Regions from separate parts of the Homo sapiens genome. Here region 2 is linked to region 1. The links are chromatin contacts, found by Hi-C or POLR2A ChIA-PET in ENCODE. All regions are on one chromosome and are shown on one strand. The core of a region is the stretch at or near the end of the contact, and the rest is flanking DNA. Distances in the headings are between cores, read along the strand shown.

Region 1 (5,373 bases), core at 1,709-4,208:
GTGGGAAGGACCTGGGGGCCAGGCCCCTAGGAGGACATTCCAGGGCCTGGAGGGCCCTGTAGCTGGAACTGGGAACAAAAGGAAGTTGGGGCAGCCAGGGGCAGGTGGAGGCACCTGGGTCTGGGGGAGAAGTCAAGACTGGGGGCTGTGGGGTCAGAGGGGGGCGTCCTGTGAAGCTGCTCACTGGCCAGGGATGGTGCCACCTGTCCACACCCCCACCTCCTTTCCTGCAGAAAAGGGCGGCCTGGGCCTGGGGTCTGACCCAGGGCCACTGTGGGGGAGCAAGCGTTGGAGCCAGGTGTGGGGTGGGTGCTCCCAACACCACCCAGAGTGGGGTGCAGAGATGCGGACACACGTGGCCTTTCCCACCCCTTCCCGCAGCTCCAGACCCCCAGCGGGCCAGGGGATCGCACCATGGCCAGAAGTGCCTCTCCCCTGCACCATCGCTGTCTCTGACACATCCAGGGTTGTTGAGGGAGGGGCATGACCCCCAGAAGGCATCTTACCCGAAACCAAAGTGGTATTCCGTGCCCAGGTGCCCCTGGAGCCCTGTGTCAGATGGAGCCTGGCCACCTGGGCCCTGGTGCCAGGCCTGGAATGCCCCCCGCCACCAACTGCTGGGCCTTTCTAAAAGCTGAGCACTTGGAGGTCAGGGGTACCTCATGCTACCGGAGTGCCAGAATCCTCGGAGAGGGGCCCAGGGTCTCGGAGGCTCTGGCCCCACCCCACAGCGTCCTGTTCTGTCCAGGCTCCGGGTGAGCTGTCCCAAGTGGCCTGCTTGATAGCTGCGCTGCCTGTTTCCTCTGGGTAACAACCTGGCAGGCCCCCAGCCCCAGCCCCCAGCAGCCATCACATCACTGTGACCACTCTGTGGTCTTCCAGTCCCCCCAGTCAAAGCCCACAGACTTGACCTCTCTGCTGGGAGCCAGTGCTGACTGGCCTGCCTGCTCCCCTCCCCTCTGAGGGCAGGGAGGCTCCACCCCAGCTCTGGGTGGACAGTCCTGGGGCCCACACCCAGGGGAAGCCATGCCTAAGAGGGGGCCAGGCCTGGGGGTCAGAACCAAACCACAGGTGCTCCCTGGGACCCCTGGAGGGATGACTGGGCGTCTTCCCAGCTGGGAGAAAACCTGGCCCTGGCAGGGGCGCCCCTTTGTCCTTCAGGAGGCAGGAGGGGGCAGTGAGGTCCCAGGCTCTCTGGCTCTGTCTCCCTCCCCCTGTTGCTGCTCTACGGTGGGGGTTCAGGGTTCAGGGATCAGGGCCAAGCTGTAGGCAGATGTGGAAGGTGTCTCGGTGGCTTCAGTGGGGGCCCCAAGCCCAGCTGGCAGGCCTGGTGACTCAACAATCTGGGATGGGGAGCACGGTACCCTCGCCTCCCCGGCAGGCAATACCCCATAGGGGACCCATTCCCGCAGCTGTCCACGGTGCCTCGCACCCCTCTGCTGCTCTCCCTCCTCAGAAACTGATGAATCGCCTGGTGCAGGAAGATGGGAGCACCACCTGCCCTGGGCGGGAGCACCACCTGCCCTGGGCGGGAGCACCACCTGCCCTGGGCGGGAGCACCACCTGCCCTGGGCGGGAGCACCACCTGCCCTGGGCGGGAGCAGCACGGGCCAACTAAGTAGAGTCTTCATCTGTGAAGTTGGAGGCCCCCTCACCACTTGCCACAGGCCTGTGTTCTGCTCACAGGCACGTGCCCTCATCTTGATGTTTGGGGATGGGGGTGGTTGGGCCCCAGGTAGGGGTGAGGGCCAGACCCAGCCTCTGTGAATGCCAGCGGGAGGGTGGGCTTGTAACATTACATAGAAAGAACAGGCGGCCTTACTGGACCTGATGTCCCGCAAGGCTGGGCTGCAGATGGAGAGCCAAGGCCCACACGGCCTCACTGTCAGGGGTGGCCTCCCCTTGCCCTCTGGAGGGGTCCTCCATTGATACCCCCTGCCTCCTTTGTGTGTGAAGGCACGGGCTTACCAGTGCCTCGGTCCCCGAAGCCCCCGGGTCCGGGAGGGGCCAGTTAAAGCATTCCTGTGGCCCTGGCAGGGTGGCCCTGACAACTAGACTCCTTGGTCCAGGCCAACAAAGGCCTTACTCCCTGGAGCCACCTCAAACCTCAGCACCCAAAGCGGCCCGTTATTTCCATGTTGCAAATGAGAGAAAACAGGCTGGGAGAAGCACCTCACGAGGTCCAGCGGGTGGGCAGCCCTCGCCTCCCCGAAGGTGGGAGCCGCCCCGGCCTCCGCGTCGGGTTCTGGGCCGCGAGAGGGGCGGGGCAGGGGCGCAGGGCTGGAGTCGGTGGCTTTGTAGGGCCCCGCAGGGCGCGGAGCCACCTGGGGAAACGGAAGTTCAGGGAGGGCGAGGCCGTGCCCCACATCCAGGCAGCGCAGGCCGCGGGCCGCTCCCCTAGCCAGGAAGAGCCGCCGTCCGCACCGGGACCGGAGAGGAAGCGGAGGTCTGAAGGGGGACAGGTCGGACGTGGCCTCAGAGAGGGAGGATGTGGGCCCCGGAGCTGAGCCAGGCGGCCGGAACCCCACGGGACCCGCGCGCACCTCCCCACCAAAGGGGCCCCGGCGTTGGGGGGCGAGGGGTCGCTGCCCTGGAGGACGTTGGGACCTGCCGCGCTGCGCTCCGAGGCGGGGAAACGGAGGGACGGCGGGGCGGAGGGGCGAAGCGAGCCTGGACTCCGGGGGAGGCGAGGCCGGGAAGACCCAGTCCCGAGGAGCAGAGGGGGCGGGCCAGCTCCGGGCCGGGGGCGCCGACGGGGCCGGTTCCGGTTGGGGGGGTCCCTGGGCCCGGCGGGGTTGCGGGACGCGCCGTCGGGGAGCTGCGGCCCGGGAGCCCGTCCGGAGGCGGCGCGGGGTCCGGGCGGGGCGCGCAGGGGCGGCGCCAGGCGGTGACGTGCGCGGGGGACGTGCCGCGCCAGCGACCCGAGCACTTAAAGTCGCCCCCGGCGCGGAGCGGACCGGCAGAGGCGGGCAGAGGCGGCGAGAGGCGGCGAGAGGCGGGCTGAGGCGGCCCAGCGGCGGCAGGTAGGCGCGGCCGCGATGCTCGCGCGCGGGCCGGGGCCCAGGAGCTCCCCCGTGCCGGGCAAGGGGGCGACCTCGGGGTCCGCGCTCTCACCCCCACCCCGCCCACTTTGTCCATCAGGTCCGGGGGCGCCCGGGGCATGGACTAGCCTTCTCGACCCCGAGCGGGCCCCACCGAGGGCTCCCGAGAGCCAGCCGCGCCCCTCCGCGCCCTCGCATACCTGGCTGCCCAGTCTCGTCTCCCCCGGTCCGGCCCGGCGCCCACCCGTCGGGCTGCCCTCAGGGGCTGGGCTCGGGCCAGGAGATGGCTGCGCCGGCGGCCAAGCCCGGTCCGGGTATAAATAGCTCGGTCCGCGGTGGCGGGGGGCGCGGGCTATATTTGGTGGGGCTGCTGCAGCCCTCCCTGTATGGGTGGCCTCCCCGAGGGAGTGGGGAGCACTTGCGCTCGGGCCGTGGCGCTTTCCCCTGTTCGCAACACCCTGAACACTCCCCGACCCACACCCGCCCTTGGGCAATGACTAACAGCCCGAGACCGTGCAGGGAAGTGGGGGACCCTCTCCAGAGCCAGGCTGGGCTCCCTGGGTTCGCCCTACCTCCACCCCTGGCCCCCAGCTCGTGGGAAAACCAGGCGCAGCCTTTGGTAGCCTCCCACTTCCTAACCCACGCCTCAGTTTCCCTATACGAAAAGTGGGTTGGTCAGGAGCCTCCCTGGGTGTTGGGCCAGTCAAGAGACAGGAGCCGCAGAGTGGAAGGGAAGCCCTTAGCTCTGGCCGGGGCCTCCAGGGGTGGCTGGAGTCGGTGAGGGACGATGGGGGGAGCCGAGGGGCGGCTGTCCTCCTCTCTGTCCCAGAGGCATGGGCTGAAAGGGTCCCTCTCCTGGTGATGGCCAGAGTCAGGCCTGCTGGGCGGGAAATGGCAGTTGGCCCACCCCAAGGCCCAGGGGCTTGTCCATGCTGAGCACAAGGGTGGGAGGTCTTGTGTCTGTTGGGGCCGGGGAGTCCAAGGTCCCAGCTTCACTGCACAGGCCTGGAAGTCAGGTGGGTGCTGGCCTGACCCTGCTGAAGGAGGGTCTATTCCGCCAGCGTGGTGTGGAGGCGGCTGGGCTCGACTCCCTCATGGAGGGAAGGAACTGAGGAGGTGCTAGGAGGCCGTGGGGGGGTGTCTGCCCCCAGAGAGGCTTTGAGTGCATGGGGGCTCTGCCGTGGCACGTGCAGCGTCTGTCCCCCAGGGCCCCATGGTGTGGACAGAGTCTGGGGTGGGCACCTGGAGGCCTGGTCTCAAGGCAGGCTTGGTAACGACCCCATGTGACCTTGGGCAGGGCCCGCCATCCAGGCCACCCAGAAAGCCATGTGGCCTGCACGATCAGGCCAGACCCCACTGACTGGAGCGGGGCACTTTACTTTGGAGGGGCAGCTACCAGAGGGCTCTATGGATCCCAGCCCAGCCGTCAGGCCGGACGGGTCCCCCCTACTGGCCTGCAGTGACCCTTATGCCAGGCTCGGCTGGCTCAGCGGTGGGTCCTGGGGTGACCTGGCCACGTGGGACAGAAGGGCCTGTGCCGCTCCCTCCAGTGAGGTGCCAAATGTGGGCCACACTCTGGGCCCCAGCGGGGGCCTTCCGGGCAGTGGCGCAGAGCCATTGGAGGTGCCCGGGCCCTGGGGCAGGGGCGGGGCGGGAGCAGACAGAGCTCAGGGCGTCCTCCTAGCGTCACCTGCCCGAGTCAGGCCCATCTGTGAAATGGGCCACGCCGGGCAGCCGCACGCAACGGAACCGAACCGCCGGGCTCCTGCTCCGAGACCCGCAGTTCACGAGTCGACGCCCCCGAGTCCCGAGCCGCGCCCACTGGTCCCACCTCTGCAGCAAGTGGAGTCGGCCCCGCCCTGTGGCTTCGAGGCCCCGACGCCTGGCGCGGCTCCCGGGCTCCGCTGACCCCGGTGGACCCGCGCGCCGGCAATTACGGTAGCGTCCAGTAGGGCGCCTACTGCGGGCAATACGGGGGCTCCTCCCATGGCGCGGTCACGTCCCCCACGTCCCGCGGCTGGCGGGGCGGGGCCGGGCGGAGCATCCTTCCCTCCCCCTCCCCCGGGTGGGCCCCGCCCAGCCTCGACCACCCGCGCCGACCCCCGCCCGCAGAGCCGGGAAGCCGGAACCCGCAGGCGCCCTCCAGCCGTCCCTCCGGCCCGGGCGGGGATTGCGCCGAGGAGGGGCCTCTCCTGGCGAGGGTGGAGTTTTGGGTTCCCCCCTTCGCCCCGCACCTCCCGCCTTCCTGCCTCCTCCCGGTCTTCACCTTCCCCCCCGGGTCCCCACGACGCCCGCTGGGCGGCGGTGGGGTAGGGGGCGCCTCCTGACCCGA
Region 2 (5,266 bases), core at 60-2,559, 520 kb after region 1:
CGGCCCCTGCCCTCCCTTCCCCTGTCCCCGTCCCCGTCTCCGTCTCCCCGTCCCTGTCCCCCCGTCCCCCGTCCCTGTGCCCCCGTCCCTGTCCCCCTGTTCCCGTCTCCCCGTCCCTCCGTCTCCATCCCCCCGTCCCCCCATCCTCCTGTCCCCGTCCCCCCGTCCCCGTCCCTCCATCCCTGTCCCCCGTCCCCCTGTCCCCCTGTCCACATACCAATCCCCCTGTCCCCGACCCCCCATCCCCGTCCCCCATCTCCGTCCCCGTCCCCCCTGCCCCGTCCCCGTCTCCGTTCCCCCGTCCCCATCCTCCATCCCCGTCTCCCATCGCCGTCCCCCCGTCCCCGTCCCCCGTCCCCGTCCCCCCTGTCCCTGTCCCCCTTCCCCCGACCCCTCCCAGATCCTGGGGACCAATAAAGCCCGCAGCGGGTCTCGGCTGGCGTCCTGCGCCTCGTTCCTCCGCTCGTGGGGCTGCTTTCAGGGCCAGACGCACGGCGAGCTGTGCACGGACGTTTTTGCGGCGATTCAGGGGAAACGCACGCGGACCCGGTAGCCAAGGCCAAAGTCGGCGCAGCGCCCACCGCGGCCTCCGGGCCCCGCTCCCGCTCCCGCTCTGGGGCGCGCCACCACTCGGCGCGGGGCCCGTGTGATCCGCGCGGGTCCCAGCGTGGCGCGAATAAGTGTCAGGGCGGTTGGCTCTGAGGGGTGGGTCCCGGGGCTCGCCTCGCGCCCCCGACTGCGTGCTCAGGCCCCGCCCCTCCCCGTCCACGCATGCTGAGGCTCCGCCCCGCTCCGCGGTCCCCCGGTCCCACCCGCCCCCGCCCCGCCCCCGCCCCGCCCCCCGGCGTGTTGTGGCTCCGCCCCGCTGTCTCCGGCCCCACCGCAAGCCCTGCCCCTCCCACCCACGCGTGCCCGGGCCCCGCCCCCGTTGCGCGCAGCCCCGCCCCCTATCGCGTGCTCAAGCCCCGCCCTGGCGGCCCCCGGCCCCATCCCGAAGCCCCGCCCCCCCGCACACCGCCTGCTCAGGCTCCGCCCCGCTGTCCTCCGGCGGCGGCCTCACCCCGCAGCCCGGCCCACCGCGTCTCAGGCCCCACCTCCTGTCCTGCCCCGCCCACCGCGTGCTCAGGCCCCGCTGAGCGGTCCCGGCTCCGCTCGCGCCCTGTGGGGTCCACGGCGCGCTCTTCCAGAGCCTTTGGGACCCGTGCCCGCTCGCGTCCTCAAGTGCACGCGCCGTCCCGCGCGCGGTATTTTGGCGGCCGACGCGTTCCGTAGCGAGGCCGGCGAGTGGGGTCGGAGGTCGCGGGGCGGGGCCAGCGTCGGTTGCCGCCTTAGCGGGCGCCTCCTTTTCATCCCTCATCCTTCATCCCTGGCTTTCGCGCTCTAGCGGAGTGGGATCTGCGAACACGTGAGGCGGGGGCGCGGTCCCCAGGCTGCCGAGATGGCCCTGAGCGACGAACCGGCCGCGGGCGGCCCCGAGGAGGAGGCGGAGGACGAGACACTGGCCTTTGGCGCGGCGCTGGAAGCGTTCGGCGAGAGCGCGGAGACCCGGGCGCTGCTGGGCCGCCTGCGGGAGGTGCACGGCGGCGGCGCGGAGCGCGAGGTGGCCCTGGAGCGGTTCCGCGGTGCGTGGGCGGCGCCGCGTGCCCGCTTCCTCCCCCGGCCCGGGTTCGGCGCGCTGAGTGCACTTTACCGGGCGGGGACCGCAGCCCGGCGGCGCCGGCCGCTCTGCGAGGGCTGCCGGTGCGCGGTCCCGCGGGCCGTGGTGGGGCGCGGCCTTCCTAGGCGGGAGAGGGCCACCCCGGCGCGGCGTTAGGTGCACGGGGCAGACGCGCGCCTCCCTTGGGGGGACCGTGGCCCGCGGAGCGCCTGCTCTCGCACGGGGTGAAGCCTCTGCGGCCTCCCCGGGAGGCGGGGTGCAGAAGCCCTCCGTCCCCCGTCTCCGTCACTGGAGGAGGTCCCTGGGCTGGGGAGACTCGGGCCAGACCCCTCCGGACAGCTGGTCAGCCCTGCAGTGTGGACTCCCAGGCTTGCCTCCACCGAGCGCGGTTTCTGTGAATGTTGTGTGGACAGGGAGATAGGGAATGAGAGAGGGGGACGCAGGGAACAAACCTGCTGCAAACAAAGCGCGCCTCGGGTGGGGAGGGCAGCAGCCTGTCCGTTCCGTGGACGCCGTGGACAGAGCGGGCTGGCCGGGTCCGTGCCTCTGCAGGCGGGGTGGGGTGTAGGTACCCCTGTGGAGGCCATTCGATGAGTCTAAATTCTCCGAGTTCAGACCCACCTTTACCGCTGTCTATAATGGGTTATTTCCAAACAAGTCCTTAGGAGCTCATAGCTAAGTAGTTACATGGGGTTTTGTAATTCAGTAAAATCATCTTTGTAGACCCTTTGAGTAAGAAGAACTTTTGCATTATTTGGCCTTCCTCATTTTAGAATGACAGCGCTTTGATTTTAGGAGTCAGGCAGGGTGGGGGGCCTTGTGGGAGGAGTGCGGGTTCGGCGTCAGATCCTCCTGCCTGTGAATTCTGGCCCTGTCGCTTGGACCTGATACTTGATTGCCTGTTTCTTCGGGTGTAAGCTGGGGCGGATAACGATGCCTCTCGTGCAGAACTGTTCTGAGGGTGAGGGACCCTCATCCAGGGACCAGTGAAGCCAGATTTTTTGTTCCTGGTGTAACAGCCCAATGGCTTCTTCCTTTTTTTTTTTTTTTTTTTTTTGATACGAAGTCTTGCTCTGTTGCCCAGGCTGGAGTGCAGTGCAGTGGTGCGATCTTGGCTCACTGCAACCTCAACCTCTCAGGTTCAAGCTATTCTCCTGTCTTAGCCTCCCGAGTAGCTGGGGCTACAGGCGCGCGCCACCACGCCCGGCTAATTTTGTATTTTTAGTAGAGGGGGTTTCACCATGTTGGTCAGGCTGGTCTCAAACTCCTGACCTCAAGTGGTCGCCCGACTCAGCCTCCCAAAGTGTTGAGATTACAGGTGTGAGCCACTGCGCTCGGCCCCAGTGGGTTCTTTCTGCGGGCTGCCCAGATAGAGTTGATTTGTCAGGGCAGGGGAGTTGCCATGGAGAAGATTTAGTTCACGCAGAGCCGGTTGAAAGGGAGACTAGACTAGAGGTTTTTTTTTTTTTTTTTGAGGCGGAGTCTCACTTTGTCCCCCAGGGTGGAGTGCAGTGATGAGATCTCAGCTCACTGCAACCTCCACAACCTCCACCTCCCAGGTTCAAGTGATTCTCCTGCCTCAGCCTCCCGAGTAGCTGGGACTACAGGTGCGCGCCACCACGCCCACCTAATTTTTCGTATTATTAGTAGTGACGGGTTTCATCGTGTTAGCCAGGATGGTCTCGATCTCCTGACCTCGTGATCCACCCGCCTCAGCCTCCCAAAGTGAGCCACCACGCCCGGCTGGAGTTTTATTATTACTCAGATCAGTCTCCCTGAGAATTTGAGGGCCAGGGTTTTTTAGAGGTAATCTGGGGGAAAGGGTGGGGGTGGCTGATTGGTTAGGGGTATACAATCATAGGGGAGTCGGAAATGATCCTCCGTGATGTGCTGAATCGCGTCTGCGTGGGGCCCCAGGAGCAGTGGGCGGGTCCAGGTGGAGCTATCATGGGTCCGTGGATCCTAGTGTAGGTGTCAGACATGGAAACAATCTGAAAAGATATCTTTAAAGGCCAGTCTCAGGTTCTGCAATAGTGACATGGTCTGCAGGAGTAACTGGGGAACTCGCATGTCTTGTGATCTCAAGAATAATGGCTGGCAATTAGGTTACGCCTTAGCGGAATTCAGGCTCCTCTCCTCCTCCTAGCCTGGTGGCCTCTCATTAACTTTACAAAGGCAGTTGAGTTTTGGGGAAGGGCTCTTAGCATTTAAACTATAAATTAAATGTCTCCCAGAGGTAGCTTGGCAGCTTGAAGACTAAAGGCATGAGGGGGTTGCCTGGATCAGATCTGCCCCATTGCCATAATTTCCTCACAGATCACTTTTGCAAAGGCAGTTTTGCTGGGAAGCAGTGGGTGTGTTCAGATGTGGAGGTGGGAGCTGCCGGATTGGACAGAAGCAGTTTCAGCTGCTGAGAGGAGGAGAAAGCGGTGGTTCAGGGTCTGGGAGGTTGTGAAGAGCTGGCAGCTGTGTGGAAGGGAGCAGTGCCTGGATATGTCAACCAAAAAGTATCTGAGACGAGTCTCAATCAGTTTAGAAGGTTAAGGGTGTGCCCGTGAGGCAGCCTCAGGAGGTCACATGTCCCCAAGGAAGTCGGGCTACAGCTTAGTTTTACACGTTTTAGGGAGACGTGAGACATCAATCAATACCTGTAAGATGTACATTGGTCTCGTCAGGGAAGGCGGGACATCTTGGGTGGGAGGGCGTCCAGGGCATTGGTGGATTCAAATATTTCACGATTGGTGATTGGTTGAAAGAGTTTATCTGAAGACCTGGAATCCATAGAAGGGATTGTCTAGGTTAAGATAAATTGTGGAGACCAAGGTTTTTCTTATGCAGATGAAGGTTCCAGTTAGCTGGTTTCAGAGAGAATAGATTGTAAATGCTTTTCATCAGACTAAAAAGGTACCAGACTTAGTTAATTTTCTCTTGGATCAGGGAAAAGACCTAGAAAAGGAAGGGATTCTCTACAGAATGTAGCTTTTCCCAGCAAGAGACAACTTAGCAGAACCATTTCAAAATATGTCAAATATATTTTAGGGAAAAATATTTTGATTTCTTTCAGGGCCTGCTGTCTGTCATGTGATGCTGTACTAGAGTCAGGCTGGAATTTGGTGTCTTATTGCTACTTAAGATCGGTTTTAATGCTAATACTGATCAGCTGTGCCTGAATTCCAACGAGAGGAGGGTATAATGAGGCCTATGTGGACCACTCCCCACAATCCCTTAATATCATGAGGCCTGAACTAGTTTTTCAGGTTAAGTTTGGAATGCCCTTGGCCAAGAGGAGGGGTCTGTTAGATGGCTAGGGGGCTTAGAATTTTGTTTTTAGTTTACAGGCATGTTTGGCAGGGGAGTGTGAGAGGAGTGCCAGGGATGTGTGTCTCACAAGGACAGAGTTGAGCTTGGCCCTTAACGGCTGGCAGAGGCAGGAGAGAGTGAAGGAAGGAAGAGGCGAGGAGGAGACTCTGTTAGGAAGAGTATCGAGGCAGTGGGAAAAGAGGAACAGTGTGCCAAGCAAGTAAACTGCACGAGGCTGGGCCACAGTGGCCCTCAAAAGGCTAGAGGGAGGTGGGGCATTCCCTCCAGGTGGCCTGTGTGGCCTCCTTT

The links. Hi-C counts contacts between places; a loop is a spot of excess contacts on that map. ChIA-PET counts read pairs that join two places held with the same protein, here RNA polymerase II (POLR2A). Pooled maps may share reads with other maps.
Region 2: a pooled map shows a loop between it and region 1 (5-fold over the local background). The contact joins the promoter of TBCD here to the promoter of SLC16A3 in region 1. A Hi-C loop is called at or near these places in 1 of 37 single-sample maps with no recorded cell type and 6 of 50 pooled maps. POLR2A ChIA-PET finds 5 or more read pairs at or near these places in 2 of 52 experiments (BJ and H1).

The regions. Positions count from the first base shown.
Region 1 is chr17:82,226,084-82,231,456 of GRCh38, forward strand. It overlaps SLC16A3 (solute carrier family 16 member 3), which reads left to right and starts at 2,959. Exons shown (of 5, transcript NM_004207.4): 1 at 2,959-3,023. RefSeq lists silencers at 2,015-2,244, 2,335-2,414, 2,465-2,604, 2,765-3,084, 3,205-3,364 and 2 more.
Region 2 is chr17:82,750,756-82,756,021 of GRCh38, forward strand. TBCD (tubulin folding cofactor D) reads left to right here and starts at 1,310. Exons shown (of 39, transcript NM_005993.5): 1 at 1,310-1,622. The coding sequence starts at 1,439. FN3K (fructosamine 3 kinase) reads left to right here. Exons shown (of 6, transcript NM_022158.4): 6 at 1-441. RefSeq lists silencers at 502-861, 1,552-1,871 and an enhancer at 4,218-4,512.